Regions from separate parts of the Mus musculus genome. Here all the other regions are linked to region 2. A link is a loop called in an ENCODE intact Hi-C map of the cell type or tissue named here. Cell type or tissue: left cerebral cortex. All regions are shown on one strand. Each heading gives the region's core, and the rest is flanking DNA. Links, peaks and the distances in the headings are about the cores only.

Region 1 (10,080 bases), core at 1,908-6,907, 52 kb after region 2:
AGGCTAACCGTGAGCTCTGAAGTTCACCAGTTCAGGAGCCCAGAGGAATGCCTGCATACAGTGTTCGTTCATTTGCTAAGAATTCCATGGACAGTTTCAAGCTATATTGTTGTTTTGTTTTTAAGATTTATTTATTTGTATAAGTACACTGTAGCTGTCTTCAGATACACCAGAAGAAGGCATCAGATCCCGTTATAGGTGCATGATGGTTGTGAGCCATCATGTGGTTGCTGGGATTTGAACTCAGGACCTTCGGAAGAGCAGTCAGTGCTCTTAACCGCTGAGCCATCTTTCTAGTCCTCAAGCTATATTATTAGAGCATAGAAGAAGACATCACTAAGACATCACCAGGCAGCATCTCATCTAGGGTAGGACCAGACAGTCAAGTATTATTAGTCAGGGAACCGAGGGATAGAATGGATGACTCTTACTTTACGAAGGGGCTTATCAGATCGGCTTAAACAATACAAGCGTCTGCATGCAGGACAGGCTGAGAATCCCGAAGCTGTCCCAGGACACCGGGTTCCTCAGGAGTCCCAGTGTGGCACTGAATGCATGGAGGATTCCTGAAGAGGCCCCGGAGTCATCAGAGGCCTTCAGGGGACTTTGGAAGGTTGAAACGTGGGGTTCTGGTTGCAGCGGCCGCAGCAGCAGCAGAGCAGATGCATTCACCAGCATGAAGCCAAGGTGGGCAAGGCAAGGGTACGGTGCCCCACCCCCCAACTTCTTACGTCACGCCACCCCAAGGAGGCACGTCTCACCACGGGAGAGTCTCTTTTCCCCTCAGTCAGTTCCTCCCTGAAACGCCCTCCACTCCCTCCACGCTTACCCGGAGTCTCTTACTTCTTTCCGGATCCAATCAAGTCCAGATTAACCACCACAGTGGCTGGTGTTCCACGGAAGGTTGAGAGCTCTGGGCAGAGCTGTCCGGAAAGGTTTTCTCCTGGTGCTGAAGGAGAGCTGAAATCCAGGTTAGACAGGTGGCTGATACAGTAGCCTGGGGCTGATGAGGCCCACCCTCCAGGCCTGCCTGAGCACCCTGATTCCTATTTCCCCGCACCCCAACCTGGAGTTTACCATCAGCCCCAGGCAAGGCTGTGAGGCTCACGAGGGTGGGACAGCTGTCTGGGGAACACCCTGACTCAGTCGCCTTATCTTGATAACCGTGTGACAAGCTGTTGGTGGAGTGGCTGGGGTGTAGGGGAGCCACGGACACACACGGGGCTCTGTTCATGGTTTCAATGATGGCTGGAACCAAACAAGGGAGGTGGAGTATCCACCTGCTGCTCGGAATTTATAACCACAACGGTCTGAGTAGCCAGTGCTCTCTCCCAGGGCTGTGCAAATGCACCCCTTATGGCAGAAGTGTTTTCACATCAAGAGGCTGATTCCCCACAGAGGTTCTCACAGAGGTGTGAAGAGGGAAAGGCTAGAAAAGCCTGCCCCTCCCCTTGTCATTGTCATGCTAGACAGTAAAGTATTTTCATGGAGACAAATTGGAGCCCTGGGGGGCTGGGTGTGTGTGTGTGTGTGTGTGTGTGTGTGTGTGTGTGTGTGTGTGTGAGGGCTGAGAAGGCAGAGAGGCATCGATGATGATGGTGGTGGTGATGATGGTGAAGATGATGATACTTTTAAGAAAAAAGCCAGTGGAGTCCACAGCCCCAAACTTCCCAGACAGGATATATCCCTAGACGGTCAGACATTTGGAGGGTTGAATAGAAGGCTATGATAGAGTGGGGAAGAGAAGCCGGAGGCTGGGAGAAAGCACAACCTTCACAGAGCTGTAGGTCCGTCAGGAGACTGGGAGGGCATAAGAACATGGCTCAGTTAGCTGAGTGCTTGCTGAGCACACCCAAAGCCCTAGGCCCCCAGCACATAGCTGGTGACATAGCTGGTGACAGTGGTTCAGGCCTGTAGTAACCCCAGTGGTCCAGAAGGAGTCTGTGGTCATCTTGGGCCTCTTGAAAAATCCAACAGGAGGTCGGTAGGGTGGTATATAGCTTTCATTCCAGCACTCGGGAGGCAGAGGCAGGCAGATTTCTGAGTTTGAGCCCAGCCTGGTCTACAGAGTGAGTTCCAGGACAGCCAGGGATACACAGAGAAACCCTGTCTCGAAAACAAAACAAAACAAAACAAACAAACTAACTAACTAACTAACAAAGAGAGGCTTAGTGGTTAAGATAACTTACTGCTCTCCTAGACGCCCTAATTTTGGTTGCCAGCACCCACATGGGGCAGCTCACACCTGTCTGTAACTTCAACTCAAGAGCATCCTCACGCCCTCTGCAGGACTCATTAGACACCTGCACCCGTGTGCGTGTGCGCAGAGTCCTGAGCAGACACACATGCCTTAAAAAACAAAGCAGTCTCTTTTAAAGACCAAACAAACAAAAGTAGAGAGGAGAGAGGGTAAAGACAGAAGGCAGCCAGGGGCTCTCTGTGCAGAGCTGAGGTGTGGCTGGGGTTGAATTCAGAACACATGCGCACACACACACACACACACACACACACACTGTGTAACCTAAAATAAAATGTTTCGGGAACTGACGCGGGATGTCCACACTTCCCAATTTAGACCAGCTTCCTTGTAGACTTTCTAATTGCAGACCTTCTGCTTGCCTGTCCAAGGTGAACCTAACCCACCTTCCTGCTTTGCGCCCCGCCCCGACCCCTTCCTGTTCCGCGTACCTCCCCCACCCTCCCTCCCGTTTTGCGCCTCTGCTTCAATACAGATGCCCTCCGTTTCCGGCACAGCAACTCTTCCTTTTCTGAGCATTTCCCACGTCTCTCGTGTCCTGGCCTCACGTTCTCTCAGCCCCGTGGAGATCTGACCCCTGTATGTTTCCATGGGGCTGTCCTTCCCACCCAGAGCCCTGAACCTCCCTTGGTCCATCCTCCCTCAGACTCTGGGCCACGCAGAAGGAAGACAGCGCTGGTCCTGAGGGGTTTGCAGATGCCAGCGAAACACAAAAGACGTAGGGACAGAAAGGCAGGCCAGCACTGAAAGGCGCGGAAATAAATAAATCAATGAATGAATAATGGATTGGTAATTGATACTGCGTGTTAGGCCTGGAAGAGGGGGCCGGGCAGAAGGGAGACTCCAGTTGCCCTGTCTTCCTATAGAAAAAAAAAGGGGGGGGGGAAGGAGAGCCGTTTTGAGTTCTCTTTCTCTCCCTCAGACAGTCATGTGTATCTTCCTATGGTGGTCTTGAGCCGTTGCAGGTGAGGTCCAACTTCTGACCCTTACCCTCGCTCCACAGTGCTGGGATTGCAAGCATGCACCACCATGCCCAGTTTGCGGTTTTGTTGTTGTTGGTTTTTGTTTTTTGGGTTGTTTGTTTGTTTGTTGTTTTTATTTTTTCAGACAGGGTTTCTCTGTGTAGCCCTGGCTGTCCTGGAACTCACTCTGTAGACCAGGCTGGCCTCGAACTCAGAAATCCGCCTGCCTCTGCCTTCCAAGTGCTGGCATTAAAGTCATGTGCCACCATATTGGCTAACAATTATCTATTATTATTATTATTGTGTGTGTGCCCTGCATCCATATGTGTGTTTGAGCACAAGTGCCACGGTGTGTGGATGGAGGTCAGAAGATAACTTTTGGGAGCCAGTGTTCTTCCTCCAGGAGCCGGGATTGAACTCAGGCCACCAGGCATCTGCAGCAAGCACCTTTACTTGCCGAGCCTTCTGCGCATGCTCAACAGGCACTGTCCACACCTCCAGGCCAACCACCCCTGTTCTTTCCACAGCTTGAAAAGGAAGGCCAGGGATCTATCCCACTGTGGGTAGATGGGATTCTGAAGCCCAGAGAGTGAAAGAGGCTCGTTCCAAGTCACACAGCACTTCAGTGACAGAGCTGGGGCTATAAACAGATCTCTGAGCTCTGATCTGGTCCTTGCCACCTTGAGTCCTGTTTGGAGGCTGGGCAAGATGGATCCGGGAGTCTGGCTGGGTCTAGGCTGCCTAGGACAGGGTTTTATTTTCTACGCTCCCTTTCAGCAACCTGACGTGGGAATGGGCAGTGCTGAGGGACGGCCTTCCGGCTCTCTCTCCTCATGGCGCCGTCAGCTCGCTTCAAGCTCTCGGACAGTGAGTCACCTGCCTGGTGGACAGGGACGATTGCCAGCCGCACCTTGGACCCTGAGACCAGATGTCAGGAGCCTTGCAATGGTTTCTCTGCCACTGACTTATGGCTGGAAACCACACCTCCTGCATGAAACCCTTAACCTTTAGGGGTACCCAGATTTAGGACCCCGGAGACAGCTTACCCAGGACACACAAACAAACAGAGCCGTCCCTGTACCGGGTTCTTTCTGAATTTGAGGCATAGGAACCATGGGGACGCTGTAATTACTGACCATCATGGTACAGGCTGGGATATGGAGGCCAGAGAGGTTAGGTAGCCTGTGTGATGTCACACAGCTGGAAAGCCTTGGAGCTGTGAATCCAATCCAGGCAGGACTGAGGCAGAAAGAAAAAGCAGACTGGACTAGGTGCTTACTTCAAGCCAGAGGGCTCGACGTCGCTGCGGTCCTGTGGCTATGGCCTGGACGCCCTCGCCACCTAGTGGTACAGTACCTTAACTACAAGCGGAATTCCTGTTTGGTTTGGGTTTAGATTTACGTTTTTTTTTTAGTCAAGGTCTTCGGTAGTAGCCTAGACTGCCTGGACGCACTATGCAGCTGAGGATAGCGTTAAACCTCTCATCCTCCTGCCTCCACTGCCCCAGTGACAGCGCTCTACTCCACTGGAGCTGTTACAGTTGTGAGCCACCACTTGGTGCTGGGAACTGTGTCCCGGTCCTCTGCAAGAGCAGTGTGTGCTCTTAACCAGCTCTTCAGCCCCTATTGTTTTTTTTTAATTTTTTTTTTTATTATCAGTGTGTGTTGGGGGCGGGGTCAGAGGACAATATCATAGAGTTGGTTCTCTATCTAACTTTATGGGGTCTCCTGGATTCAAACTCAGGTCCCTCAGGCTTGTACCTCTGATTTTATTCTTTCCTTAAGTTATTTATTTATTTGTGTCAGGGAGGGGATAGTGGGTATATAGAGGTCAGAGGCCAACTTTTTTTTTTTTTTGGTTTTTCAAGACAGGGTTTCTCTGTGTAGCCCTGGCTGTCCTGGAACTTACTCTGTAGACCAGGCTGGCCTCGAACTCAGAAATTCACCTGCCTCTGCCTCCCAAGTGCTGGGATTAAAGGCATGCGCCACCACTGCTGGGCTCAGAGGCCAACTTTTGAGAATTGGGTCTCACCATCCACCATAGGGGTCCAGGGGATCAAACTCAGGTCGTTAAGCTTGGCTGCAAGCACCCTTAGCTGCTTAGCTGCTCCACTCTCAATCTCATGTGCTCTTAACCTTAACACTTGGAGTTGACATGATGATGCACACCTGAAATCTTAGAGCTCAAGACACTGGGACAGGAGGATCAAGGGTTTCAAGTAAGTTTGGGCTATAGAGCAACACCTTGCCTCAAAGAATCAGACAAAACAAAATAGTCGTAGTTCAGAAAGGATGTTGTTTCTGCCGCATTCCAAGGCTTTGGTGCACGGCTAACCTCTTACTACAGTTTGTTAACCTTTCCTCACTGTGACAAACACCCGAGAGAACCCATTTCAAAGGAGAAGGGGTTTCTTTTGGCTCGTGGTTTCAACCCAGGGTCGGCTGGATCTATTGCCTTGGGCCTGAAGCCACACAAAGTGTATTGGCAGTGAGAACACATTTGTTGTACCAGCTCCGGGTGGATACAAATCTATGTACTGTTGAGCCTTTTAAAAACAAAAATAACAGGGGGGGGGGGCTGGAGAGATGGCGCAGTGGGTAAGAGCACTGACTATTCTTCCAAAGGTCCTGAGTTCAAATCCCAGCAACCATTTGGTGGCTCACAACCATCCGTAATAAGATCTGATGGCCTCTTCTGGGATTCTCTATGTAGCCCTGGCTGTTCTGGAACTCACTATATAGACCAGGCTGGCCTTGAACTCACAGAGCTCTGCCTACCTCAGCCTCCCTAGTGCTGGGATCAAAGACATGCACCACCATTCCTGATGCGGGTGTCTCTGTCTAATGTCCCTCATTCTGTTGTCATGCCTCTTGGGCGGCACGCCCATGTCCAGCCTGGGTCCTCAGGTTTTAGTTAAGGGACCTGGAAGTAGACCCACCAGGGCTTTGCCCTACTCACTCCTCGTCCAACTTTGCTGCTTTAACACGGGCTTTTGTGTAGCACAAGAGATCTTTGAACATGCCCTGGTGCTGAGGACCCTCTGACCCTCCTGCTTCTCCTCAGCAGCACACAGATTACACCTGTGCACACCTCAGCCCCATCTCTACTGAGTTGGGATCAAGCCCAGGGCTCCTGCATGCTAGCATGTGCCTTACCAACCTGGCCACAGAGCCCTGCCCACCGTGTTACCCCAGCCACAGAGCTGTGTCTCCAGTCTCTCCCAGGTGCTGTTTTCTTTCAATATTATACTTGAGACGGGGTCTTGCCAAGTGTGGTGGCACATGCCTGTAATCTCAGCACTCAGGAAGCAGAGGCAGGCGGATCTCTGCGAGTTCAAGACCACCTGGTCTACAGAGTAAGTTCCAGGACAACCAGGGCTACACAGAGAAATCTTGTCTCCATCTCCTGCCTCCCAGAAAAAAGATTAACCATTACACCTAGTGCTACTTTGAAACCCACCTTATTTTGATAAGGAAATGGTCTGGGTTGATGTTGAGCCCATTGCTCCAGACCTGCATCTTATGGCCATAGAGGACACATTTGGTCGAACACCCTTGTTCTTGGCTACAAGCTTGGGTGATGTCTTAGTTAGGGTTTTACTGCTGTGCACAGACACCATGACCAAGGCAACTCTTATAAAAGGGAAACATTTAATTGGGGCTGGCTTACAGATTCAGAGGTTCAGTCCATTATCATCAAGGCAGAAACATGGCAGCATCCAGGCAGGCATGGTGCTGGAGAAGCTGAGAGTTCTGTATCTTGATTTGAAGGCAACCAGGAGAGACCGACTTCCAGGAAACTAGGAGGAGGACCTCAAAGCCCACAGAGACACACCTACTCCAACAAGGCCACACCTCCTGATAAGGCCACACCTCCTAATAGTGCCACTCCCTGGGCCAAGTATATTCAAACCACCACAAGTGACTTGCCCAGATGTCTGGGGACATCAGTGGGTCTCAAGCCCAGTTTTCCTGTTTAATTGTAGAGCTCTCTCTCTCTCTCTCTAAATCACAGCTATCACTAGCTTCTTCCTCCAGAATCAAATCCCATTGGGAAAAGATGGGGTTTACACAGAAGACACTGCCTCAGGGCTCAGCATGGAACCTTCTAGTCTGTTGCTCTCCTTTTTTTTTTTTTTTTTTTTTTTTCCGAGACAGGGTTTCTCTGTATAGCCCTGGCTGTCCTGGAACTCACTTTGTATGTAGACCAGGCTGGTCTCGAACTCAGAAATCTGCCTGCCTCTGCTTCCCAAGTGCTGGAATCAAAGGCGTGCGCCACCACGCCCGGCGCCTGTTGCTCTCTGCTTCTCTGCTTTTTACTGCTTTTGGGTCTTTTGTTTTGGCTCTCAAGTATGCGTGAGTGTGCATGAGAGAGAGAGAGAGAGAGTTTGAGAGTGTGTATGTGTCTATGTGTGAGTGTGTGTGTGTGTGTGTGTGTGTGTGTGTGTGTGTGTGTATACACATGAGTACAGTCTTTGTGAACTCATGTATGGGTATGTGTCTGTGTGTGAGCATATGAGTACAGTCTATATGTATTCATGTATGTGTGTGCAAGAGTGTGTGTATGTGTATGTGAGCGTGTATGTATATGAATATAGTCTCCATGTACTCATGTATGTGTGTGTATGCATATATGTATATGAGTGAGTATGTGTGAGTGTGGGTGAGTGAGTGAGTATGGGTGAGTGTGGGTGAGTGTGTATGTGTACACATGAGTACAGTCTCCATGTACTCGTGGACGGTGTGTGAAGGGCAGAGACTTATGACGGATGACTTCCTCCTCTGTCACTTTCCACTTCAGTCTTTGTGATGGGGTCTCACTGACTCCGGAGCTAACTGCCTGGGCCAGGTTGGTTGGCTTGTGACTCTGTCTGTCCCCTCAGCACAGGGATGACACACATGTTGCCACCACACCTGGAAGTTTCACACGGGTTTGGTCCTTATGCTCGTACAGTAAGCGCCTTACTGACTGAGCCACCACCACCTCCCCCAGGCTCCAGTCTTGAGGGGATGGTGTTTTATTGCCAGTGAGTGGGGGCTTTGCCTGCTTGTATGTCTGTGTACCATGTGTGCCTCGGATGTGAGCTTATCTCAAAACACAGCAGAGCTGGTGTGTTGTGCTGGTACAGGACTTTGATCCCAGTGGTAGAGCGGGTGGGTTTCTCTGAGTCCATTCTACAAAGCCAGTTAGTTCCAGACAAGGCTACGTAGTGAGACTCCATCTCGGAAGCAAAACAAAACAAAACCCAACAACGACAAAACAGGGTGAATAACGGACTGTGTTCTTCATAAGGGAGGTTACTGTATGTCCCAGGATGTCATCGATACAATATAAAAATGACCTCAGTAAACAATCAAAAGTTCTAGCCAGAGGCAGCTTGGAAGGTCACCAGAGGATTGTGGGTACGGCTGGCAGGAGAGCGGCTCACAGACAGAGGTGGAGACGGCTCAGCTCTCCCTACAGGGTACTCATGCTGGTACAGGACTTTGATCCCAGTGGGTTTCTTTGAGCGGGTGGGTTTCTCTGAGCGGGGCTCGTTCTCTGGTAGAGGTGGAGTGGGGGCGTGGCTGGGAAGGAGTGATTGGTGTTTTCTGCCAAGGGTGACTCCCTCCACCATCTCTGGCATCTGTCTTGGTCTCTGACCAAAATACCTGTGGTGCTCCTAAGTGGCAGCGTGCCCTGTGTCCCTCAGTCCGCCCTGTCCATTGGACTCTACCTGCAGCAGAGTGAACAGAGTGAAACAGGGCCCCATTTTGGAGCACAGCCTGCCCTGCCCCCCACTGATCTTGAACTCAAACCAGGAAGAAAAGCCACGGAGGCAAAGGCAAAAGACTCAAGGACAACAGGGTCCCCAACAGCCCTCCAAAGCTCTGAGACTTGGTCAGAATGTAACACATCCCAGCACCTGAGCCCCGCCTTACTGCCTGGTATGGTTGGCGCTGACCTTGGAGAAACTGCTGCAGATCAGGAAACCACATTAAGTGAGCACCTGAGATGACCTTGGTCCCTGACACCTTGAATCAGTATCCCTTAATGAGAACCACCTGCAGTAACGGCGAGCATCACCATGTGAGGCTACCTGAAGAAGTGTCCATTAAAGCCAGGCCCGAGACATTGCTGTGGCTCCTGGTTCCAGCTAAGAGCTTGGCAGCTCATGTGTCTAAGTGTCAAGGATGACTCTGAACTCCTGATTCTCCTGCCATCATCTCCCAAGTGCTGGAAGACGGGTCTACAGCAAGTGTTTGGAGTCTCAGAACACAAGGTACTTTCCCACAAAGATGTCTGTCCCTGAGCTGGCTGATGCAAACCCAGCCAAACTAGAGATGTTCTGAAGCTGAGTCCCCAGCCCCATCTGGACTCAAGAGGCCAAGAACAGAAGATTTACAGCTAAATGCAGAGCCATCTTGACCCAACCCTCCATCCGAAGTGGAGGCCCCTGCCCTCCCCAGCTTCTTCTATATCCCTCCATGATGGGACACGTGTTTCCCAGCCTAAGTCTTTCCCCACGCTCCTCCCCACCCCCAAGGCTCACAGCAAGGAAATGGGAATCCCACTGCCTATGTAACACACTCTTAACAAGCAAACAACTTGTTCTTAAAAAGTATCCATTTGCCGGGTGTGGTGGCACACGCCTTTAATCCCAGCACTCGGGAGGCAGAGGCAGGTGGATTTCTGAGTTCAAGGCCAGCCTGGTCTACAAAGTGAGTTCCAGGACAGCCAGGGCTATACAGAGAAACCCTGTCTCAAAAACAAAACCAAAATAAATAAATAAATAAGATAAAAAGTATCCATTTTTAGTTTGTGTATATGGGTTTTCTCTCTGCATGTGCATATGAGCACCATGTGCATGCAGTGCCCATA
Region 2 (10,080 bases), core at 1,906-6,905:
GGCACTGGATCCCCGGGAACTGGATCTAGGAGTGAGTGTTCTTGAGCCGCCCTGCAGGTGCTGGGAATCACAGCGTGTAACCCCTGAGTGATCTCTCCAGATCTTTCACTTTTTTTTCCCTGCAACCTTTGTTTTCTTTTGATACGGAATCTCTCTATGTAGCCGAGGCTGGCTTTGAACAAGAGCTGGAGTTAAAGGCATTCAGCAGGAATTTGTTTTTTTTTTTTTTTTTAAGACTTATTTTTATTCTTCTGTATGTGTGTTTGTGGCCGTGGAAGTCACAGGTGAGCCATCTAATGTGGGTGCTGGGAATCTAACTCTGGCCCTCTGTAAAAGCAGCGAGCGCTCTCCACCGCAAGATTTATGTATTCTTTAGTTTTATTTTATATGTGTGTGCCTCAGAGGCGAGGCCACAGGAGGAAGACAGACCCTCACAGGCAGCTGTGAGCTGCCTGATATGGGTGCTGGGAGCGGAGCTCAGATCTTCCCTCCAGCCTGAACAGAATGCTTTCCGGGGAGCAGCTCTGGGCACATAAGCCTGTGTTTCCGAGGGAGCTGCTAGGCATCACCCGTGCAGAAGCTGCATTTGCAGGCTCTTACCAGTGTTCCCCGTGAGTCGTCCCCCCCGCGCCCCCCCCCCCCCCCCCCCCGGTCACCAGGCCTGAGGTGCTGTTTTCAGGTTACTCAGCGGGCCGTGCCCGGTACCTGCTGTTCTCCGCTAGGTTGAGATGCCGTTTGATATCCAGCAGGACTTCCTTCAGGAAGACCAGCCGCTTCTCCTCAAACTGCTGGCACTGCTCAAACACCTGCTCCATGCCCTCCATGTACTGTGGTGTGGTCTTGCCCACATCTTCCAGCACCTTCTCATACTTCTCCTGAGTCTGCAGGTACCAGGATGGAGGATGGGGCGGGGCCTTATCAGGCCTACAGCTCTAGCCACCACCCTCAGGACCGCCCCGCTGACCGCCCCGCCACCACGCCCACCGCCACCACCACCACAGGCACCACCACAGGTACCTTTTGCACATCCTGTCTGCATTTGTCCACTTTGTCCACAAGTTTCTTCTGCTGTTCAGGGGTGACCGACTGCTCTGTCTTACTGTTCATCTCCCGGGTCATGGCCAGCCTTTCCTCCTTACAAGCCAAGTGATAGGCCTTCTTGGCCGCCTCTAGCTGTGGAGAGATGGCCAGGGTGGGCATACAGGTGGTCACCCGTCAGCAACACGTGCCTGTTCACTCCACATCCTTCCACTGTGGAGCTGCCAAGATGGCTCGGTGGTTAAGAGCACTGACTGCTCTTCCAAAGGTCCTGAGTTCAAATCCCAGCAACCACATGGTGGTTCACAACCATGAGATCTGATGCCCTCTTCTGGTGGGTCTGAAGACAGCTACAGTGTACTTATGTATAAAAATAAGTAAATCTTAAAAAAACAAAAAAAGAGGCAGGGGCTCCGAGGTTCCAGTCCCTGGGCTCATTTGGGGGGGGGGGGGTGCTGCCCCTCATGGTACTGCAGACATGCCAGTCACAGGGATCTGTGGAGGCAGCTGTCCCCGTGCTGGACAAAGCACATCGGGTACCACAGTACCAGAGTCCGTGTGCGGACAGTTCTTTCTGCAAGATGCTGGCATTCCCTTGTGGGTAGCCTCCCTGTCCACAGATGCCCTCCTGTGACCCGCCACCCTTGAGCAGGCCAGCTGTCCTGCCTGTCTGAGGTACCTCCTTCATCTTTTTAGCCCAGGGCTTCTGGGCCTTTCGGAAGCCATCCTCGGCCTCTTTCGTCTCCTTGAAGCCACCCATGATCTGCTTGTGATAGGCATCCTTCTGCCAGTTCTTGACTTTCTCCAGGTCCTCATTCAGCAGGCTGTTCTTCACCTCCTGGTGCAGCTCGCTGACCTTATCTGCTTCTGTCATCATGGCGCCCCACGCCCGCTCCAGGCTGCCATACTGAGGACCTGGGGGAAATGTTAGGGGCAGGGGGTTACAGGGACCCCCAACACACAATGCCTATAGTCCTCTCCTCTCTGACACTTCCCCCTCTCTTCCCATGGCAACAGAAACAGCTTCTTCCACTCTCCCCAAACTTCTATCCATCCTATTAAGGCCCAGGATGACTGCTTCTGCCAGGAAGCCTTCCCTGATTGTTTCACTCTCACACTAGCCTGCAGCTCCCTATGGGTTCTTCTCCAGCATCTGTCTTGCTTCCCACTCAGTGTCTCCCTTTCCAATGTACGCCCTGTGGGCCACCTTGTATGGCAGGAGTCTCTGCTGGCTCAGAAGAGTGCTGGGCCCAGGACAGAAGCTCTAGGCAAGATGCTCAACTGAAACGTGGGAACCAGTGGTGAGTGACAAGGATCTGAGCCAATGGGAAGCAGACCTCACATTCATTTGTTGCCAGGCAGTGCAGGCCCTGCCCCCATGAGGACTGGAAGAGACTCTGAGTAAGTTCAAGGAAACCTGAACTTGAAACTTCTCTTTTATAGGAATCCAGGGTTCTGGCAACTGGACGCACAGTGTGGTTTGGTGTGGGCCCTGGGCCAGCAGACCACTGCTGCAGTCCCCTGTGTACATGAGAGGAGGGGTGTGGCTCAGTAGGTAGAGTGCTTGCCTGCCATACAGGAAGCCCTTTGTTGGTTTTCCAGCACTGCATAAACTGGAACTGCTGACAACGCAAAGGGTCAGAAGTTCAAGGTCACCCTGGGTTGTTTAGGGAATTTGAGATCAATCTCAAACAAAACAAAACAAAACAAAACAAACAAACAAACAAACAAACAAAAACAGGTGTGTATGAGCTATTTTGATTTTCTTTCTTTTTTCTTTTTTGTTTTTCGAGACAGGGTTTCTCTGTGTAGCCCTGGCTGTCCTGGAACTCACTCTGTAGACCAGGCTGGCCTCAAACTCAGAAATCTGCCTGCCTCTGCCTCCCGAGTGCTGGGATTAAAGGCGTGCGCCACCACTGCCAGGCAAATGAGCTGTTATAAATGTTCTGATTATGACAGGGCTTGAAGGTGGCATGAACTGCTACTGTTCTTGATATTTGGACAATGGGGGTGAGGTTGATAGCTCTAATTTCCCTTCCAATCATTCAGAAAAAGTATGCATATTAATAAGAAAAAGCCTGTCTGACCATCTCAAGATTATGGCCAGCTTGGGCCCGGACAGCAAAGCCTTAAAGAGAAGAAGGAGAAGGAGGAGAAGGAGGAGGAGGAGGGGGAGGAGGGGGAGGAGGGGGAGGAGGGGGAGGAGGAGGAAAGGAAGAATTAGACCCGGCAGGGCAGCCAGATATGGTGGTTCACAATTTAAACCTAACATTCAGGAGGCCGAGGCAAGTGGATCTCTGTGCCAGCTTGGTCTACATAGCAAGTTCTAGACAGCCAGTGCTACATAGTAAGATTCTGTCTCTAAGAAACAAAATAGCGGTGGAAGGGGGAGAGGGAGAAAGAGAAGCTAGGCTTGGCTGTCCACACCTGAAATCACGGATTTGGGGAGGGGAGGTAGAAGGATCAGGACAGCAGGGTTTATTCTCTGTCGAATATAGAGCTGGAAGCCAGCCTGGGCTACATAAATTTCTGTATCAAAACTAAGCCTCGCCGGGCGTGGTGGCGCATGCCTTTAATCCCAGCACTTGGGAGGCAGAGGCAGGTGAATTTCTGAGTTCGAGGCCAGCCTGGTCTACAAAGTGAGTTGCAGGACAGGCCGGTTTACACAGAGAAACCCTGTCTCGAAGAAACAAAAACAAAACAAAAAAAAAAAAACTAAGCCTCTTCCAAAATAAAATGTGGTATGTGTATGTGTGTGTGTGTGTTGTCTAGAGTCATACAAAGCAGGAGAATAAAAGGACCTGCTTTGGTCCCTTTGGTCTTTTTGTCGTGAACAAGTTTGGTCTGTTTGTTTTCCCTGGGGCCCGCCCTGGGGGACCCGCTAGAGCCCGGGGGTGGGGCACCTTTCTCGATGAGCTGGCGCCAGCGCTTGGCCCAGTCGGTGAGCTGCTGCGCGTATGCCTTCTCGATCTTGGCGCGCTCCTGCACGCAGCTCATGAGGTCGTTGCACAGGCGGTGCCCATCGTCGATGCGCTTCACCGTCCGCTTGTAGTTCCCCACCTGGTGTCCAAACAGCGAGTGACCGCGCAGCCCCTGTGATCCCGGCCCTGGCCTGCAGGGGGCGCCCCGCCTCCCACCTCCCGCCTCGTCCCGCCCTCCACCTTGCGGGGTCCCAGAACTCCACTTCGGACCGGTCTCTATTTCCCCTCTCCTTCTCTGAAACCTCCTCGCTGCCGGAAAAAAAAAAAAAAAAAAAAAAAAAAAAAAAAAAAAAACAGACGGGGCTTTATATAATTTAGACTTGGGCTATAATGAATTATTCATTTTTGCCCTTGTGAGCTAATTCTATAATATTTATCCGAGTCATATAAGCTTGAGCTGCTGTTTCTTGACACAATATTATGTTTTGTGAGGCATCTCTTTGAGCACTTATTAATCTAGGCTTGCCAGTTTCCGTTTTGCTTTCCAAAGCCAAAAGCAGTATTTTTTTTTTTTTCCTCGCCTGAGCTGAAGACTCTCAGAGGCCCCTGAAATGCTGGCTAATAGTCTCACCTCTACCTCTACTGGCTATGGAGTCTCCAGGCTAACCCCACTTTCTGGTTCAAAAGCCCTCCCCTGCCCACCATGCAGAGGGCCACAGTGGGACCCGCTAGGCAGCTGCTTGGGAAAAGCTGCAGGCATTAGTCCTAGCCCGCTTTCAAGGCTTCACCACCTGGTGGACACTGTGGGTTTTTTAAAGGGGCCCAAGGGAGTCTGGATGCAAGGTTGAGGTCCTGTGTTGAATAGGGAGACAGGCGGGAGCCTAGACCCTCACTCACCTCCCAGAAGCTATCTGTGATCTCCTCTGAGGCCTCATCGTAGGAGCCAGACATGGTGCACCTGTAGCGAGCTGTGCGGTTGTGGATCTGCAGTTAGCAGGCCTGCTGCTCACAGGCTGCGGAAGCAGGAGAGATCCGGAGGTGAGAGAAGTGGTCCTGCTCCCGGTCTGTGTCCCTGGAGAAGGCAGGTTCCCTGGGATGAGCCTCAAACTGAGAAGGGGGCAGCTTCCTGTCAGGGCTTACCATTGTGAGGATGATCCTGGTACACATCTCAACATCTCTCTCCACACCTGCTCCTCCTGCCTCCCGGGATTCAGCTGAATGGTTCTCCTCAGATGCCATCTTCCTACAGAAGCCCTCTCTCGCGCCTCCCCGAGCCTTCTCTGCACCGGTAAGCACCAGTGGGCTTCCTCGCTGAGCTTCACCCCCCTTTCCTCAGCATGACCCACCCACCGTGACCCAGCTGAATCCTGACACTAGATGCAGAAGATGGTCCTGGGTTCCCCCTAACCCCAACACAAAGCCCCTGGTCTCAGCCCTGAGTGCCCCAGCTTCTGCAGTGCAGTTCCCTGGGAACTGGCAGGAGGCCTCTCTGTCATATACACCCTGACCTAAGGGCTCCCCTGATTCTTCTTGTTGAGCCCTGTCCACCCTCTTTTAACTGTCCTGGCCCTGCCTCAGCAGCCCCATTAAGCTGCTCACACAAGCCCTCTCCCCCACATGTCTGGGCATGTGGCTCTCTGGCCCTGGGGTCACACTGTGATCTACACATGCTGGGGTGCTGCATCTGCCCTGGATCTGTCACCAGGCATCACAGTTGTCCAAACTAGGCCATGCTCTGCCCCAGGGGCCAGGGGGCAAACCCCTCCCCTACTGAGCCTCAGTCATCAGGAAACTGCTACAGAGGGCTAAAGGGCCTTCAAAGAGGCAGCCATGGCTCCTGGGACACTCCCTTGTCTGTGCAGTGCCACCGTGGCAGCTGTACTGTGGGCAGTGAGTTATCTGGGTTAGGGCGGCCTGGCTTCAGAGCCTCCTAGAGAGGGCTGGTAAAACCCATCTCTTAGCAACCACTGTCCCTCAGACAAGTGGTAGGAACCTTTGAGGATCCTCAGTCAGAGATGCCCCTCCCCCCAGCCTCAGCTTCTCCATTAGTCTGGCCTGGTACCCTATTCCTCAGTGTGGCTTTTCCTGTGTCACCCAGGACTGAAGATCAGAATGGCCACAAGCCTCTTCAGCCAAAGAGGTGCGGAATTGGATGACACGTGATACTCGGCCTCACTGGACAGAGGTCTCCCCCCACAACAACGCCTTTTCACCTTCTGGGTGCCAGGCGAGCATGCACAAGTTGGCCCACTGCAACAGTGTCGGGCAAACACCAAAGGCTGGGAGTGATCCGAATCCATGTCCCCGGGGCTAAGTACAGTACAGTGCAGACCCACAGCTCCCACCCCATCCCAAGCCACAGGCCACCAAAGTGATGTGGGCAGCTCAGCCTGGCAGGGAAAGTATATATCAAAAAGGAACTATTTGGGGAAGACCGTGAAGCATAATCGGAATGGCAGTCAGCTCCAAGGATGCACGTGACTGGGAGGAACGAGCAAGGCTGTTATTACCCTGGGCCCACCAAGAAAATGCAGACAATTTTCTTGCTTGATGGTTGACGTGGGAGGGCCCAGCCCTGCTTTTGCAATGCCACCTCTGGACAGGTAGTCCTGGGCCCAGTGAGAAAGTAGGCTGAGCCAGCCTGTAAGCAATGGTGCTCCATGTTCCCTGCCCTGCTCCCGCATAAGCTCCTGCCTGACTTCCCTCTCAGATCAACTGTGACTGAAACTGTAAGCCACGAGAACTGTGAGCCATGTGACTTTTCCTCCCACGGGGACTGTAAGTCACGTGACCTCTCCTCGAAGGGGAACTGTAAGCCATATGACCTTTCCTCGCAGGGGAACTGTGAGCCACGTGACCTTTCCTCCCATGGGAACTGTAAGCCACGTGACCTTCCCTACCACGGGAACTGTAAGCCATGTGACCTTCCCTACCACGGGAAACTGTAAGCCACGACCTTTCCTCCCACGGGAACTGTAAGCCATGTGACCTTCCCTACCACGGGAAACTGTAAGCCATGTGACCTCTCCTCCCAAGGGAACTGTGAGCCACGTGACCTCTCCTCCCAGGGGGAAACTGTGAGCCACGTGACCTTTCCTCCCAGGGGAACTGTAAGCCACTTGACCTCTCCTCCCAGGGGAACTGTGAGCCACGTGACCTTTCCTCCCACAGGAACTGTAAGCCACGTGACCTTTCCTCCCACAGGAACTGTGAGCCATGTGACCTTTCCTCCCAGGCTGCTTTTGATGATGCAGACCTTCAGTACCAGCTCTCAGGAAGCAGGAAGACATCTCTGAGTCTGAGATCAGCTTAGTTTACATAGGACTAAAAGATCCTGACAGAGAGTAAAAAATTATTTAAGCCCCTAGACCTGTGTCCAAAATAGCTCCATTGTTCCAGGATGTCAGGTGTTTGCGGTTTTTGCCAGGTGTTTGGGGTTTTTGCCTTTCTATAAGCCCAATGCCAGCTGTTTGTGGTTTGTGTGTCTATAGAAACCCCTGACCCCTTGAGCTCCTTGTTGACTCCTCTACCTCTGCATGGGATAAGAGTTGTACCCAGTGCACTGGTCTTTCCCGAATAAACCTCCTGCAGTTTGCATCAAGACCATTTCTTGTGAGTGATTTGGGGTGTCACCTATCCTGAGTCAGAATGTGGGGGAGTCCTCATGCTGTGGGTCTTTCATTTGGTGCATTGGCCAGGAAATGCGATCACCCCTCACATCCAAGAATCAACTTGGAGGTATGGGATCCCCTCTGGAATGTGTGCGTGCTGGTCGGTGTCTCTGTTCTGAGTGTCTGTTTTAAACGAATGTGCACTTGTTGTGTTGGTTTGTTTATCTGTGTCTTGTCCTGGGTAGGGCGACCACCCTCGTCTCTGAAGACCCACTTGAGGTGAGATTTCTTGTCTAAAACTGTTTCTGTGTGCCCTCAAAGTTTGGAAGTTTCTGTTTGCAGTCGCGATGTCTCACAAGACGAGACCCAGAGTGTGATCGGCCGCTCTGGGGGACGCCTCGGAGTGAGGGGAAGGACTCCAGGAGTCCAACTGGGACAGGGGTGAGGATTCAGTAGTCTCCCTGGATTGGAAGGACTACATACCAGCCCGACCTTCTGCATCCTTGGATTGGTTTTGTATATTTGTCAGTCTTTGTGTGTGTATCTCTTGTGTCTGTTTTGTGTTTTTTGTGACTTGGACGATGGGACAGGCTGTGACAACCCCTCTAAGTTTGACATTAGATCACTGGACTGAAGTTAGGTGGAGGGCCCACAACCTTTCAGTAGAAAGGGACCTTGGCATACATTTTATGCTTCTGAGTGGCCAACACTTGATGTGGGCTGGCCACCAGAGGGGACTTTTGACTTGACTGTAATCTTTGAAGTTAAAGCCATTGTCTTTCAGGACAAACCGGGGTCCCACCTGGACCAGCAGCCCTACATAACTGTGTGGCAAGACCTCTTCCAGAATCCACCCCCATGGGTCAAACCGTGGATCCCACAGCGGAAGCCAGGCTCCCAAGCCCTGGCTCTCCACAGACCAAAAGTGAAACCAAAGGTTCCTCCTGAAATGAAAGGGAGCCTTTGCCTCTGCCCTCAGCTCCCCCCAAGATCTACCCTGAGATCAAGGGCCTCCTGAGTGGCCAGAACCTCCTCTTCCTCCCTATCCCTTGCCCCCTCTGGTTCCTGCGCCTCCATGACTTCTAGAGGCCGCCCCTGGGGCCGATGGCGGCGCAGTCAGAGGACTGGCAGAGCTGGGACCCGAAGCGGCACGCACAGCATCCCTTCACAGATGAGGTTCCCGACACTATGTCTGCCTTTCCTTTGCGCACAGTGGGGCCACTTGCAGACCCTCACTCTCTCCAGACTCTTCAGTACTGGCCATTCTCGTTAGCTGATCTCTATAATTGGAAATCTAACCATCCTACTTTTCCAGAAAATCTGGCTGGACTAACCAGCCTGGTAGAATCATTAATGTTCTCTCATCAGCCCACTTGAGATGATTGCCAACAGCTTTTGCAGGTTCTTTTCACCACGGAAGAGAAGGAAAAAAATTCTCTTAGAGGTCCGGAAGAACGTCCCAGGGATTAATGGGGCCCCAACCAATTTGCCCAATGAGATAAACGCAGGGTTCCCTCTCAACAGACCCGACTGGGACTACAACACGGCTCAAGGAAGGGAGAGGTTGACAGTTTACTGCCAGGCTCTGGTGGCAGGTCTCAAGGGAGTGGCAAGACGCCCCACCAATTTGGCAAAGGTAAGAGAAGTAATACAGGGGGCAACCGAGCCCTCGTCTGTTTTCCTAGAGAGGTTAATTGAGGCTTACAGACACTACACTCCCTTTGACCTGACCTCTGAGGGTCAACAAGCCGCGGTAGCTATGTGTACTGGCTAGTTTTGTGTCAACTTGACACAGCTGGAGTTATCACAGAGAAAGGAGCTTCAGTTGAGGAAATGCCTCCATGAGATCCAACTGTAAGGCATTTTCTCAATTAGTGATCAAGGGGGAAAGGCCCTTGTGGGTGGGACCATCTCAGGGCTGGTAGTCTTGGTTCTATAAGAAAGCAGGCTGAGCAAGCCAGGGGAGGAAAGCCAGTACAGAACATCCCTCCATGGCCTCTGCATCAGCTCCTGCTTCCTGACCTGCTTGAGTTCCAGTCCTGACTTCCTTGGTGATGAACAGCAGTATGGAAGTGTAAGCCGAATAAACCCTTTCCTCCCCAACTTGCTTCTTGGTCATGATGTTTGTGCAGGAATAGAAACCCTGACTAAGACAAATTGGTACCAGCAGAGTGGGGTATTCCTGTGACAACCTGACCATGTTTTGGGGAGGACTGTGGAAGGACTTTGGAACTTTGGGCTTGAAGATCCATCCGTTGTTAAGAGCTCTGTCGGATGTTGTGTAGGAGCTTGGAAGATAATGTTGAGAACACTGCAGAAGATGGAGGTCTGGTTTGTGAAATTTCAGAGGGAAAATTAAAGACTCTTTTCAGGGCCATTGCTGTTTTGAATGTGAAGATTCTGTAGTTCTGGTTAGCTGGGGCTGAAGAATCAGCTATGATTAACAAAATACCAGAACTACTAAAGCAAAAACTTTGCATTACTGGGACTATTGATGCTGGTTAGCTGGA
Region 3 (10,080 bases), core at 2,259-7,258, 59 kb before region 2:
GAGGCAAAGGGCTGAGCCTCCTGCCAGCCTAAGGCCCTGCTCAGCCCTGCTGCTAGTGCTAGACAGTGAGTGGGAGGAAGGCCACTTACTTCACGTGCTTAACTGACTAGCTTATACTCTCACTGCCCACCCCACCCCCATTTAAAAGTAACTTTTCAGTGCTGGAGAGCGCCCACATGGCAGCTCACAATCAACTGTAACTACAGTTCAGGGGCTCCACCGCCTTCTGACCTCCACAGGTGCCAGGCATGCAGAGCAAACATCCATACACATAAATTTGGTTGATTAATTGCTTGCTTGTTCGTTCATTCATTCATTCATTCATTCATCCATTCATTCATTCGTTGTTTTTTCGAAGCAGGGCTTTTCTGTATAGCGGTGGCTGTCCTGAAGAACTGACTCTGCCTCTCACTCCAGTGCTGGGAGCGCCACCACACCTGCTCCACACATACACTTTTAACTCATCTTAAATGCAAATAAAATCAGCTTCTGAGCCAGTGAGGCGATCAGAGAGTGGAGGTGCTGAGAAAGCCAAGACTCAAACACCAGGAAAGTGCAGGTTGTCCTCACTTGCGCGTATGTGCTGTGCCGTCCCCGCACTATACACATTCCAGATGATATCCAGGAAGGCTTGGGCAGACTGGATTAATAATGTGAAACTTCATCTTTTTTTTTTAAGATTTTTATTTATTATTATACATAAGTACACTGTAGCTGTCTTCAGATGCACCAGAAGAGGGCGTCAGATCTCATTACGGATGGGTGTGAGCCACCATGTGGTTGCTGGGATTTGAACTCAGGACCTTTTGGAAGAGCAGTCAGTGCTCTTACCCGCCAAGCCATCTCACCAAACCCGTGAAACTTTATCTTAAAGAGACATTGGGACAAGCGTTGTTGTTGTTTTTAAACCAAGCAAAATCTTACTCAGAAAAAAGTATGAAACATCTGGCTATGTTTTCTGTGTCCATCGAGATGTGTTGACTTCCTCCTTTGGAATGGCACAGGCAGTGGTCAGTGAGTAATGACCACATTGCTGTAAGTAGAGCAGTTCACTGTCCAATCAGCCCGAGGATTAGAGTGCCGATCCCTGCCCACACTGACCATGCAGCAGGAAGATTAGCTGCTCGCAGAGCAGTTCAGAGTCAAGTTTGAGTCAGAACTTCAGTTGTGTCATTTACAGCAGGAAAGCAAGTGTTGGCAGGAGGAGTGGAACAGAACAGGGGTAAGGAAAGGGGTTCGCAGAGGTCACCTGAGCTTAGAAGTGGCTGAGACAGCCATATGGGGAGAGTGACAGTGATGCAGGGAGCTGTGAGTGATGGGTCGTGTCGGCCGCTTCCCGTGTGCTTCTCTGAAGAGGAGTGGACGACACAGTCACAGATGGCTTTGGCGGTACTGGAACTACCTCCGAGTACTGCCACATGCCTTTAACCCCAGCACTCAGGAGGCTGAGGCAGGACAGTCAGGGCTCCACAGAGAGACCATTCTGTCTCGAAAAAACAAACAAGCAAAAAGACAAATATTGGTATAGAGGGATTAAAGAAGGGCTCAGCGTCCAGAGCACTGGCTGTTCTTCCAGAGAACCAGGTTCAGTTCTCAGCACCTATATGGCAGCTCACAACCATCCTTACTTCAGTTCCAGAAGATCTGACTCCACCTTGTGGCCTCTACCAGCACTGCATGCACATGCAAAATACCCATACATGCAAAAACAAATAAATTGAATATGTATAGATATATGCATATGTGTATATGAAACTGCAATGGCTACAAGTAGAGATTTGTCTAATAGTGAGCCTGAAAGGCATGTGTGTGGGTGGCTCAGTGGTTAAGGTACTTGTTGCTGAGCCTGACCCACGTGGTGAAACAATAGAACCAACTGTCACGTTGTTCTCTGACCTCCATGTATGCACTATGTTATTTTTTAAAGAGACATTAAAGGTATAGGTAAGGAGGATGACAGATAGTTCAGTGGTTAAAAACCATTTGCTGTTCTTAACAGAGGACCCACATCAGGCAGCTCACAGCCACCTGTAATTCCAAGGGATCCAGCATCCTACTCTGCCTCCTAGGACACCTGCACACATGTACATTATACTCAGGCACACGTACAGTCAGTCAATCAGGAAAGCATAGGTGATCCTAAACAGCTGTATTTAGCTTGAGAACACAGGGGTAGTTGGTTCTTGAAGTAGACATGCTTAAAGTTGTGAATAGTGTCCTTGGCCCAGTGAGGAGAGCTACTTTTGAATTGTTCCTAAATGCTCAGGCATACTTTGCCTGTAGATGAGGAAACAAACGTTCTGAGGGGCTGCGTGCCTTGCTGAGTGTCACAGCAGGAAACAGGTAGCACACTGCAGGTGTGGGTGCCCTATGGCTGAGAGGTCTCTGCCCCCTCTGGGTTGCTGTGCTTGCTTCCCTAGGCCCTCTCATTGGCTGAATGAACTGTGTTGTGGACCAGCAAGGACTGAGGTGACTGGGTGCCATCAGGGCCGGAGGGAGGCAGCATTGAGGTGTGCTGAGACGCTGTGGTATGGAGCTGCCTGTGGTGTCTCCTTAGACAGCATTCCACTTGCTGAGGGTTGAGAGTGTCCTCTTCACATTTGAACTCTGAGGGCAAACAAGCCAAGTGCCGTTTATGATAGAAGGGACTGCAGAGTGCGGAGGGCATGTGCTTCACCTGCTGCTGTCCTCAGTGGTGGGGGGCCTGAGGGGGGCTGTGTCGGATGGGCAGCTGTGGGCATCAGCAGTTGGCAAGAGATTGGAATCACCTAGGCTGGTAGGCCAGAGAAGAACAAGATGCTCTTGGAAGCCCATCTCCATGCGAGGTCTCTGGAGATGGAGTCTGGCTAATGGGAGCTGTACAGACAGGTGTGTGGAAAGAGTAGACCTACTGAAGTCAAAAAGGTGGTCTCGTGACCCGCATCTCTGTGTGCTTTCTGAGACCTTCCAGAACAGTAAGACCAAGTGATTCAGGACAGGTGGGAATAAGTGTGAGGCTGTGGGGCAGCAGGTGCTGTCTGTCCTTCCTGTCTGCAGCAAAGAGCCTTTTACATACACCAGGCAAGCTAAACCCCAGGGCAAGTACGGCCATTTTGTCTCAGCTCTGGGAAGAAGCAGGCTGCTGTTTGTTGTGTGCTTCCACCTTAAACTGGATCACAGCCGGAGCCTCTTAGTATTTCTGCCAAGCCCTGGTTCAGAAGGAGAACATGTGATTGTCTCTGCAGCCTTCTGCTCGTTCCTCCTTCCACTTTGCCATAGCCACAGCCAAGTGCCGTCTGCCTTTCGTGCCCACAATCCCACCTCTACCCTGTATTTTTAGGAATACAAATGTGTGTGTACCAGAGAGAGGGAGTGTGTGCGTGTGTGTGCATCCACGTGCGCGCACGCTCATGCGCCTCTGCCCAGCATTTTTGAAAATACAAACATGCACATGTGTATATGTGCACTTATGCACCATAGTGCTTGTCTGAAGGTCAGAGGTCAGCCCTGCAAAGTTGGTTCTATCTTAATCATTTGGGCCCCATAAATGAACCTGCAGTTGGCAGTAAGCAGTCTTACCTGATGAGCCTTTTGGTGTACCCTGGGGCTAGCTAAAGCATACAAGCATTAATCTCGGACGAAGCACTGGAAGGGTCGGTGTGACCCACAATGTGCTCATGCTGTCTGCACTGTTGGGGCTGAGCCGGTCTTTTACTCTGTGGGTACAGCGGCCACGACTCAAATCTTCTTATCTGCTTTGAAGCAGCCACAGATTTAACGTACTAGCCTGGAATAGCGATGTACACTTTTAATCCCAGCTCTCTGGAGGCAGAAGCAAGAAGATCTCTGTGAGTTCGAGACCAACCTGATTTTATACACACACACACACACACACACACACACACATATATAGAGAGAGTGTGAGTGTGTGTGAGTGTGAGTAAAGGTTCAAGGACAGCCAGAGATAGGGAGAGAGACCCTATATCAAAAAGGAAGGTTAGCATAGTAATAAGGAGCAGTCAGGGGAGGGCCAGTTGAAGTAGGCCCAGCGTGTGACAGTTTACCAGAGACAGTTAGTGTCACTAGCTGGCTAATGATTTCATGAAAGGGCCCCTCTGCAGCTCTCCTGGGTAGTCTTAGTAACCAAGTAGTTCTAGGGATTTATGACTGCCCTGTTCAGGCTCCTCAGCATTTTAGAGGAGGAGCCAGGCAGGTGCTACTCCTGCCCCAGTAAACACCTTGGCCTGGTAAGCTTTCTCTCCGTCGTCAGGGAGGGAGGAGATTCCTGAAGAACGTCTCTGATCTCCTGGGTTCAGATTTTGTTGGCATTGAAATTGCTACTGTGACAAAAGCTTGTATAGTCCCTGAAGTCACAGAAGCAGCTGTCTTCCGTCCCCCAATTGTCCTGCAGAGGGTGCAGTCTCTGTAGTCACTGAAGCAGCTGTCCTCCATTCCCTGATTGTCCTGCAGAGGGTGCAGTCTCTGGCTCTACTTTTTCCTGAGCATGCTCTATAGAGTGGGGACAGTCTCAGCGGCCGGCCTGCTAATTTTGGCAGGCTCTGTTCTACAGAGGCTGTGTAGGATGCTAGGCTCAGAGACAGCCAGTTCAAGCCCCGAGGTAGAGATGTGCCTGGTGGGTTCAAGGAGTGAGAACAAGGTGGGGGTGCTGCAGGGGAGGCGAGGCTGAGTACAGTGTGAAGTCAGGGCAGAAATCAGGTGGCAAAGCTTTAGGGATGTCGTGAAGGACGCCATGGTCACTCTGCCCTGCATAGAACAGAGAGCAGTGGAAGCAGAGAGGCCTCCTCAGCAAGAGCGCACAACGGATGTGGGGTGTGAGGAGAAAAGACAGAGAGGTTAGAAGGGTGGGGTCAGGAGCCGTGCGTTCCATAGAGGGAAGAGCAGCCTCACACTAGATAGGAAGGTTAAGAGAGAAGGATAGGATAGGATCAGAGTTGTACGTCTGAGTGTTGCGTCACACGAATGGCGTCTAACCTTGTATCGCGGTTGTCATTCTCTAGATGATGGCTGACTCGAAGCTGTTGGTGTGTGTAAGAAAGTCCAGAGCCTAAGCTGTGCTCTCAAACACACCTAGAGCATCATTGCTGCAGTTTGCATAGACTCCAACTCAGGCAAAAACTCATACATAGAAATTACAAACCAGTCAGCCAAGCAAGCAAGCAAACCAAAAGGAAGGACGGAAAGAAAAAAGGATGTGCGGCGGCCAGGCATCGTGGTTGCAGATCTTTAGTCTCAGCAGAGGTAGATGGATCTCTGAACTGGAGGCCAGCCTCGTCTAGCCAACTCTGCAGAGTTAACCCTTTTCCCACCCCCACCCACAAAGAAAAACCTTTAAGAAGAAAGACAAAGGCTTGTTATGTAGCTCACACCTCCAATTCTGAGGAGGCAGAAGCAGGCAGACAGCCTGAGATATGCAGCACGTTCCAGGCCAGGGAGGCCACGCAGACAGACCCTGTCACCTACAAGAGAAACCCATCTAAAGCCACACAGGCCTAGAAGCTGAGGCAGGACAAGAGTTTGGGTGACAACCACTAGCAACCCAAAATCCAAGGGAGACAGCCAAGGCCCTGGGTTAGAGATGTCTGTGAGCCACCATGGGCGGGCTTGGAATCAAACTTCAGTCCTTCTCAGCACCCCCCATCCCATCCCTGCTCTAGGACTTCCATAGTTGCAGAGAATAATACAGTAGTCACCAGTGCCTGCCACCTTTCCACGGCACTTAATAGTAGGCCGTGGCCAGAACCCAGTTAGAGTCGGGTGTTTCTAGCACATTTTGATGAATGGTATTGGTTGTCCTGTGCACACGGTCTGTATGTACATTTGTGTCAGGTGTGGAGGGAGACTCCTCACTCACCTGTAGCAGTTGAGAACCCATGACCAAGGAGGAAGAAGCAAGAGGGAGGAGCATGAGCCCCGCCCACCCGGCAGCCTGGCACATTCTGTACAGAAAACGTTTGTCAGGCAGGGGACTCTGGGTTTGATGCAGTGCGATGACTGCATCTCCTGAAGGCCCAGAAGAACTAGGTGTTTGCATTGGCATGGACTGTATGTGCACTTCAAAATAATTTAAGCAAACAGTGTGGACCTAGAAAATGTCTTTTGTTAGGTAGCATTGCTGATTGACTGAAGCTGAGAAGTATGTCCAGGAACTCTCCTTTGTACCTCAGCAGTTTCAAAGCCATCAAGCTCCTCTGTGTTTGTTTTGGGGCTCTGGGCATTGTTTCAGATTGCTGACACTGGTCAGGCTTGTAGCACAAGACAGCTGTGTTCTCAGGATTGCCAGCTTGTCACACTGGTCATGTCACAACTATCTCTCCCTTTTCCTCTCCCCTCTGCATTGATTTCTGCTGGGGTTCTAAGGTAGGGTCTGTGGACAGCATTTCACCACTCAGTAGTACCCAGGCTTCTCTGGCGACTCCAACAGAGATGTTCAGCGTGTGAGAACCCATGCTTATCCCAGAGTGAAAGAATAGCTTCCCTCCCTGCAGAGCCCTGAGGGACTGGGGATTTTTGCTGGTAGTGGGTTCCTAAGGACCAGTCACAACTGTCTGCTCTGTACAGAGGCAGCTTCATGGTGTGTGGTCAGTCATGCGTCTCCTCTGCACAGCCTCTGCTGATCCCTGTCTTTAAAGTGTCACCAGTGTGCCTCACCATGACAGGGACATAAGCCAGACAAGAGAAATAGAATGTGGAAAAATTGGATTTTTCCAGCTTTTCTCTTTGCTTTCAAAAAAAAAATGTATTGTGCTACAATCAATTTTTAAAATGTTAATATAATTTTTAACTCTGTGTGTATGTGTGTGTGTGGGGAGTGCCCATCAGTGCCCTCACAGGGCCTCAGGGCCTCTGGAGTGTAAGTGTTAGTCAGAGGCAGCCGGGAGCTGAGTTCTGGCCCTGGGAAAGCATCCGGCATCCAAACTGCTGAGCCACCTCTCCAGTCCCTCTTCCTTTTGAGATTTTTTAAAAATTTTTAAATTTTAACATTGCTTTTGTGGGTGTGAATGTGGTTGTGCATGCCACAGCTCATGTGAAAGTTGGGGTGACTTGTCTACAGTGCGGGGCCCATTGAACAGTTTTCAGTCTCTGTTGTTGCAGGGAGCCCACATTAGCCCAATTCTTGTATTTCCGCCTCCTGAACACTGGGGTAGAAGCTGTTTGTGCTTCCGTCAGCTTCTTTGGATGGATGATGGGAGGGGTTTGAGACAGGGTCTTAACTGCATAGCTGTGGTTGGCCTGGCACAAGCAGAAGCCTTCCTGCTTACGCCTCTGCCTCCCGAGTGCTGGGATTGAAGGCATATGCCACCATGCCTGGCTGATTTCCTTCTTTTTTAGAGATCTCCTTGCCCTAGGAGAGGCCAGAGAGAACCCTGTCCACAGCATCTCATCTAGGTTCTAGCATACTGTTCTAGCGGAAGACTGCTTTGTATAGGCTACATAAGCCCTCTAGCAACTGAACCTACTCTCTGGCCCTCAGATACTTTCGAAGCTTCGGTTGGATTGGCTCCTCGAGGCAGGTTTCTTAGTTGGGTCAGGGAAAGGTTGAAGGCTGGCAACGCTTGCTGCGTATGGGTACCTGGGATGGGGAGGGGAGAGAAGTTAGGTGTGTGGATGCTGAGGAGGGTGGACAGAAGCGAGTGGCTGACAGGATGGATAGGCTGGGACAGTGCACAGACAGGAGTAGTTTAGACCATCTGGGGAACTGCCACAGAGATTGGAATAGAATGGTTTACAAGGCACTCAGAACCTTTAAGTAGTTTGACAGAATCGGAAGGCTATGACTCCCGTCTACCCTGATAGGTCCTCAGGCCTGAAATAGGTGCCCACACTCACCTCTGGCAGCACAGAAATAAATATGTCTTTGAACTTTAGAGTATTTTCCCAGGAAAGTGGCAACGCCTGGCACACCGTCACCCAGCAGGTGGGGGATGAGTTTGACTAGTTTGATTTTGCTGATTTGTCCATTTCCTGTTAGTGAGAGCCTTGGATCCCATCACGTTGGTCGGTCTCCAGCCCTAGATGGCCAGTCCCTCCAGCAGGGCTGCAGCACTTGATACGTGCAGTCCAGTGTCAAGACAGCACTTCCTGCAAAACCTTGTACTTATCTATGTTTGCATTGGGCAAGCAAAGCTAGGAAGAGGATGAGCAGGCCTGGGGGGGGGGGGGGAGCGGTTCCCTGCATGTAGCAAACCGTCCTCTTTATTAGCCTGTGTGAACCTTTTTATTTATTTAAACCAAGTCACAAAAGTGAAATAAAGACAGGTATACGAAAGTTTCCATGTTGTGGTTTGTCTAAGCAAGTTTTCAAATAGAGGGGAAAAGATTAACCCAAATGGTCTCTGGGAAATGTCCTTTTTGAAGAAATTTCAGCTTCTTTTTGGCACCTTCCCCCAAGATAATAGATAAGAACTCAGTCCCCAGCAGAGCAAGTCCCTTCCTTCATTTTTAGCACAGTATGGAAGGATTGGTGGAATGGTCCGTGCGCAGAAGCAGCTGGCTGTCAAACGGGGACTTAGGAGAGAAAGGAGATGTGACTGAGGCAAAGCTAGTTCTCAGTGATTTGCTTGCTCGTTTGACTATGTTGCAATGAAGTTAATGTGGGTGTTTGCTTCTTTGATGACTGTTAGTTTAAGTTCAAACATTTTACATCTAGAAATACAAAATATGAAAATTTTAAATACCAATAGGATTCGTCAAGTGGAAAACTATACTAAGAACCTCTGTTTCATATAAAAATGGTACGCTATATACGAGATACTAATAAACTGTTTAGTCTTGGGTCCCATCCCTCAGTCAGCTTATTATGTGCAGATATTCCAAAAGCTGGGGGAACAATCCCAAACACCTCCAACAGAAGTGTTTCATATTCAGACAGTCAGTGTGCACCCCTCTTTGGGGAGGCTTATGCTGGCACCGCAGTTTAGGACTCGTGTATTAACAGGCCCCCCCTCGCAGAAGCTCATAGACTAGCCATGCCTCTCGCTGCTGCACAGGGTTAGCATCGTGAGGACCGGTTCAGGCAGTTGTTGGTGTTGGGTTTGCTTTGCAGACTGTATAAGAAGTCCAGGTCTTTTCTCCACAAGTAATAAGGCTTGACCCTGGGCAGCACCTGCTGGGCATGTTACCACCGAGCCCCGCCCACATCTTCAGCATACAAGGGCTAGATCTTAAATTGTTCTTGAGGAAAATAAGGATGGGTTTATGTGAACTTCCATTCATACATAACAAAATATTTTAGAAAGGCAGTCCGCTTGTGGCTTGCTGTAGTTAATATTGCACTTCAGACCATTCAGGACCTGACCCAGCTGCCCTGACTGTTCGCCTGGCTCAAAGCAGCGTGATCTCTCAGGGGCAAACAGCAGACATCTGTTGACTGCATGTGGAGCTTGTGTTCATGTAGGCCCTGCTGGAGGGCCTCACTGCCTGCACACTGGCTGCTGGACTGACTGTAAGCTTGACAGCCTCTGCAGGCCTGAGGTGCTCCTCCTCCTCTGGCAGAGGTGCTAGGACAGTTCTTTACTGGATTGGTGTCCTCACATCATGGTTGGCATGGCTAATGGGACTGATAAAGGAGGGTGGCTCTCTACCATGCTGATGAGTTGACTTCTGTGTGGGTCAGAATTGAATTCGGAGCTCTCTGGTACCGTCTGGGGCTACATCCCTCCATCTGCTTCCCTTACCACAGCACACTGCTACAGAAGATAGGGAGTGAGAGTCAGTGCTAGGGAGGCAGTTCAGTGGGTAAAGTGGGTGCCGCAGGAGCTCGAGGAGCTGAGCAGGGTGCAGTGCTCTGTCCCCGAGTCCAGTGCAGGGGAGGTGGAGACACCTGGACCTTAGGGCTCCCTGGTCAGTCTGGCTAGATTGAGGTTCAGAGCGACCATCTCCACATCCATGGCAGGTGCATGCAAAGCCGTCACTCAAAGCCGTCACTCGACTGTCCACTGGTTTGTAGGACTGTGGCAGAGTCTGAAATGTGGATGGGCCGTGTGTGTGTCCTGCCTGCTGACTTTCCCATGCCTCAGTTGTGCCACACAGGACGCCCAACATGCTGATTTTGGAACCTTCAGCAGTCTCTCTTCTACAGCA

The links. Hi-C counts contacts between places; a loop is a spot of excess contacts. Peaks named below come from ENCODE experiments on the same cell type or tissue, not always from the same donor. Only the 100,000 strongest peaks of a DNase experiment are listed, where the experiment ranks them.
Region 1: a loop joins it to region 2, with 5 times the contacts of the local background. A loop is called at or near these places in 3 of 42 quality-filtered maps.
Region 3: a loop joins it to region 2, with 2.1 times the contacts of the local background. A loop is called at or near these places in 6 of 42 quality-filtered maps.

Annotation. Positions count from the first base shown.
Region 1 is chr17:27,644,807-27,654,886 of GRCm38, reverse strand. No RefSeq gene overlaps it. Among named protein-coding and RNA genes, the nearest start is that of Pacsin1, 5.7 kb to the left of the region's middle. In left cerebral cortex, for the core only: CTCF peaks have their summits at 2,262 (motif pointing left) and 4,561 (motif pointing left); a DNase peak (open chromatin) is centred at 4,546.
Region 2 is chr17:27,696,718-27,706,797 of GRCm38, reverse strand. Pacsin1 (protein kinase C and casein kinase substrate in neurons 1) reads right to left here. Exons shown (of 10, transcript NM_011861.3): 2 at 4,857-5,031; 3 at 3,942-4,098; 4 at 1,718-1,953; 5 at 1,018-1,173; 6 at 706-881. The coding sequence starts at 4,910. Among named protein-coding and RNA genes, the nearest start is that of Spdef, 27 kb to the left of the region's middle. In left cerebral cortex, for the core only: a CTCF peak has its summit at 4,107 (motif pointing right); DNase peaks (open chromatin) are centred at 2,343, 4,003, 4,785 and 5,122; H3K4me3 peaks cover 216 bases; H3K27ac peaks cover 2,444 bases.
Region 3 is chr17:27,756,222-27,766,301 of GRCm38, reverse strand. All of the region lies in intron 4 of Ilrun (inflammation and lipid regulator with UBA-like and NBR1-like domains), which reads left to right. Among named protein-coding and RNA genes, the nearest start is that of Spdef, 32 kb to the right of the region's middle. In left cerebral cortex, for the core only: a CTCF peak has its summit at 4,412 (motif pointing right); DNase peaks (open chromatin) are centred at 3,203, 4,449 and 5,949; H3K27ac peaks cover 3,097 bases.